Linked DNA regions of Homo sapiens: region 1 is linked to region 2. A link is a loop called in an ENCODE intact Hi-C map of the cell type or tissue named here. Cell type or tissue: GM12878. All regions are shown on one strand.

The links. Hi-C counts contacts between places; a loop is a spot of excess contacts. Peaks named below come from ENCODE experiments on the same cell type or tissue, not always from the same donor. Only the 100,000 strongest peaks of a DNase experiment are listed, where the experiment ranks them.
Region 1: a loop joins it to region 2, with 2.1 times the contacts of the local background. A loop is called at or near these places in 1 of 110 quality-filtered maps.

What each region holds. Positions count from the first base shown.
Region 1 is chr18:64,036,608-64,039,107 of GRCh38, forward strand. No RefSeq gene overlaps it. Among named protein-coding and RNA genes, the nearest start is that of LINC01924, 66 kb to the right of the region's middle. In GM12878, a CTCF peak has its summit at 1,408 (motif pointing right); no DNase peak of the experiment used is centred here.
Region 2 is chr18:64,201,313-64,203,812 of GRCh38, forward strand. All of the region lies in intron 2 of LINC01924 (long intergenic non-protein coding RNA 1924), which reads left to right. Among named protein-coding and RNA genes, the nearest start is that of LINC00305, 53 kb to the left of the region's middle. In GM12878, no CTCF peak of the experiment used is centred here; DNase peaks (open chromatin) are centred at 1,115 and 2,239.

The sequences.
Region 1 (2,500 bases), 160 kb before region 2:
ATGATAATATTTGTCATAGCATGCAACTTAATTCAAAACACATTTCATTTCAAAACACATTTCAAATTTGTTTTTAACTGTGCACCTCATACTTGGTTATTCATTATGCCACGGCAGCTAAGACCAAGCCACTTTCATGTTCTGCAATATTGTCCTACTGCAATAGTCTCCTGACCAGCTTCCCTGCCTCCAGAGTGAAAATTTAAAAGCTGAAATCAAATCACATGATTCTCCTGCTTCCAACCTTCCAATGGCTCCCATTTTAAACTTAGAATCAAATTCCAATTCTTTGTATGGTCTATAAGAACTGTGTGGTCTGAGCTGCTTACTTCTTCAGTGTCCCATCTGATCATTTCCATCCCTCTATTCTGGGGCCCACTAACCTGCTGATCTTCCAAGAAATGAGCTTGTTCTGTATTGTTCTTTCTGCTTGGTTTTTCCCTCAGACCTTCCCAGGGCTGGGCTTTTCATCATTTTTTGTCTCTGGCCATATATCAGAGAGATAGTCCCTGTCTACACAATACCTCTCTTTACTTCCAAGAACTTTGTGTCTCTTATGCTAAGATTTGCAGACATTTAGTGACTGATAGTGACTTGTCCAAAGTTACTCAAACTTTAGAAATTAGAATCCAGAGGTCCCATGTTTTTTAAAAAAATCACATGCAGACAGATTGCCATTGTATCTTTGTAATATAAGAAGTACCCACTTCCTCCGGGTTTACTGAGGGAAAACTTTCTGTAACGGAGTCACTGATCATCATTAGATATGGAGGGTGGAACTTTGGACTTCAAACTATTTTTCATATCCTGCAAAGCATGGGGCTATTCTTGAGTTCCAATTGTTGCACTTAAGCATAAGAAGAATATGACAATCAGGACTGTGTTTTTTCCAAAAGACATGCTAAGACAAAAATAAAACATTAATTTAGTAATCACCAGATTTTTCCAGCAAGCACAGTTTTGTGTTAGAATGTTTCAGAGATGAAGGGAAGGGGGAAAAAAACTGACAAATGCATTTCACTAGCTGTAATTGACGTGTGGATAGGTAAATGGACATGAATTAACAGCTTTTAAATGGTTATGGCAGATGTTTTAAATGGGCCACACTGGACATACATCAATATCCAATCTTCCAATCTTTTTTGTAGCAGAGTTAAGAGACACTAAAAGTACTTTTAAGTTAATGAGTGACTAGCAGGTAAGCAACGAGCAAATTGATAGGTTATCTGTCCCAATTTCATCTGTGCATCTGACAGGTCCCACACAGTATTTAAATTGACTTCAAAAATATTTTTTGTGTTTGCTATTATGAAGGTAATTGGTGTAAAATTCCCTTGTTTCACAAAGACAAGTTAACCAAAAAAGAGTAAAATAAAAATCTCCACCAGAGGTCAGCAGTGTACACATTTTCACCATGGTTTAAACTCAAGAACCCCCACTACAGGTGGGATCTGAGCTTTATCAATAGGGTGAGATGAATTCCCTGACGATAGCACTCTTTTGCCTTATTTCTAAAGCACTCAACTCCAGTAAAAGTTCACAAAATACATCTTTGAAATTTAGAAATTATGAATGCTGCTCATTTTGGTGAAAAGATGAGAGTATGGGCCATGTGGTATGGAAATGGACAGTGGTCTGATGACTGACAAGGGAATAGAAGCCTGGGTTGCTCTTTCCCTGTCACAGGACTGGTGTTACTGCCACATGCAAAAATCTCCTTTTCAGGAGTCTTTTAGGTTATAGTTCGGTGAGAAATATGTCAGAAAGTAGCCACAGAGATAAAGGGTCTTTTTCTTATGTATAGTAAAATAAGGAAAAAAAATATATAGATATAGCTTTCAAGTAATAGCTATATACTTTGTAAATGTTTTTGATAGTCATATTCCTCTAATTTTTGAATATTCTTTCTGGTGAAAGGCAGTCAGTCAAGTTTGTGTTTCTAACTCTTGTCCATTACTGGGATGATGTCTCGTGAGTTAGAAGGATATGAAGGCTTTAAAAGTTTCCCTTGGAAAGGGTGGGATTGAAACTGTTGGTCTCAATGTCTTTCCAGCCATTGAAGTTTGTAATAGTTTTGTTGAAGTTAGCAGTCTTTTGGTAGTTTTTTGATTGGCTTTACTCAGAAACTCTGTGGTCAAAATAGGCATTTGTAATGTGTTTAACAAAGAACATTTTGCAAAATGTCTGACAATATGGAGTATGAGGCAATTGACACTCATATATGAAGTCATCATCATCATTACCCAGAGCAGCCATACCAAGTGCCAACACAACACTGGCTACCCAGCATCACTGGAGGGTGCCAACAGGACCACAGGAGGATGTTGACTTGGAGGATGTTTCTCCAGCGTCCTAGACAGCATTATAGTCACATCAGGATATCTACAAAAAGCAAAGCTATGTTACCACACTAGGGTTTCTTACAATCTTTTGCTTAATTAACATTAATTAACTAAATCTACAAACATGCCACTTCCTTTTTTTTTTTTTTTTTTTTTTT
Region 2 (2,500 bases):
TATTCTTTCACTTTTCTTTTACATTTCTTATTTATGGAACAAATATTTATTCAAAACCATTCTGTGAGCTTATGAGATGGCGTGGCAAAAAATATATATAAAAATATGAGATAGAGGAGGAACACTGCGAGGTTGTGGGCTCCTGGTAACCAGGGGAAGATGGGCTTTCAGAAGGACAAAGTGGTCAGCAGAGACATTGTCATGCAGTCTCAGAATATGCAGATTGAAGTGTCCTCAGTGGCTCAGAGGAGGGAAATGATTAGGTCTCTGGCAGGAGAGGTCCCAAGAAATGGCACAGGCAGAAATGAGGTTGGAGTGAATTAAAAAGTGAACAATGGTGAATGAGGGCCTGGAACTGGTGGGTAGAGTTTACTCTTCAGGATTTTTTCAGTGAAGGTTTACAGGAAGATACTGAAGTGGCTGGAATGGGAGTGGGATTAAGGCAGAAAGTTTTTAAAAGGGGGTATGTTTGACTTTGTTCAAAAGAAGCTGAGATCCCAAGGGTTTGGGGCACTGTAAAGTACACTGCATTGCTTATAACACTTGCATTTGTATGAGACTTGAGTCTTGTACAACAGGTTTTATTTCGATAATAAAATGTCTGCCTCCAGGTTTAGCAATAGGGCAATTTCTAGACAGCTAATCAATACGACTGTGCCCCTCCACCCTGCTCTCCTAATTATGTAATTATCCACAGAGCTATTCCAAGAACAACTAGGCTGAGCTCTTTTCTCTCCACATTTAGCTGGTAGAGTTCTATTCCCTAAGTAGACTTATTTGTTCCCTAAATTTTAATTTATTAACTGTTTCACCTGAAAGCAATCACCTTTGCAGTCAATTCCCTAAATAAAACATCTGCCTTTTCAATTCAGACAGCTATAAGTGAAGAAATACACCAGGGGAGGAGAATTATGTTCTCTTTTAGAAAGCAGAGATGTTTACAAAGACACGAATTCTGGCACCAGCTGCCTGGTTTGCATCATGAATGAGCTTGCATGGGTGCCATGAGAAAGTGAGGCCCGTTAGCCTGTTTCCTCCTGCTCGTCTGTGAAGAGTCTGCTTCGGCTCCTGTTTCTTAATCTTGCCTCTTGTATTGACCTTTTACAGAGGTTACTTGAGAACTGCAAGCTCTGAGGTCATTAGTTCTCACAGTGCTTTGTTTTTCTGTAGCATCTATTTGCATGCCATTTGTGGTTTCAACATGCTTTAAAATAATTTCTACGTTGAGGCCCTAAGGTGCCTTTCTTTGAGTTTGTTAGGGAGGCTTCAGAGACGGATGATATTCCTGCTAACTTTTCTGCAAACCTTGTTCTAAGTACAGAAGTCTGAGGGCAAAAGGTGGGTGGACACCTTACACTAGGTAATATTTTTATCTCTCCTAAGAAGTGTGCATGAGACAGACACTGAAGAAGATGAAAATGTACTATTAATGTACTGAGGGTGTTTTTCCTGAAAATTTGAGCCCTTCAGAGGTTTGGTTTTTAGCCATTGCTGGCAAACAAAGTGGTGGAGACCCTAAATAATAGAAACAATTCAGAGTTCTCTGGGTCCTGCCTGTTTCCAAACCTCTTCTGCTTACAGGAGCTCAGCCATGAGCACTATAGAGCTGTTTGTAATTATAATTCCTGAAAAAGGCACAAGTGCAGACCAGGTCTTGAGGCTTCCCCGGGCAGACTTCTTTCACTCTGCCACATGCATATCTGTACTTCGCTTGTCAGAGAAGCGAGCAGGAAACAAAATGAGCCCCTGAAAGGTTGTTCTCTTTCTTGTGACGGAAAAAAAAAAAGATTTCTGTGATGACGAGCCACCCAAGCAGCCCACACAGCATTGCGCAAGGCAAAGAAGAATGGAAATTTTTGTGGAGCAGAGGTGTTTCAGGAAGTACTGGGGAGAAGAGAATAGAAAAATTTATCTGTGCTAAGAAAGGTCTAGATGTGGCCCCTTATCCCGTTAAGCAATGATGGTTTGTAAATCAGCCCAGGACTTTGGAGGATAGAATTCCACAAGGTCACAGGATTCTTTTCACGGAATCAAAAACATTGGCTTTGGAGCATAACTCCACTTAACCCATGCAGAGCAAAAACAAAAAAGCTGCAATTTCATATACCAGAGGTTCCATGAAGTATATATTGGATGTGAAACAAAGCAGCTGGTTCTAGGTATAAAAGCAAAAGGAAGCGAAAAACCAGCGGACTGTGTGTTAATTTACTCTGGAACTGATTAACAACAGGTGCAGATGAAAATCATCACTACCTCCTACAATGTGTTTTATGACTGGAAATTACCAAAAGTTTCAAAATTTCCTTATGGTGGATGCTATGCTTGAGTAAAAAAGTTTTTTTAAAACTTTCATAACATTTTAAGTCTATACAAACAGAGTGTTTAAAGAGCTATGTTACAAAAAGAAAGAGAAATGCTGCAGTCAAATAACTTGGAACAAGGGTCTTTACTTCCTTCCATCAAATTCAGAAAACTCAACAGAGATTTGTAACTTGCGATA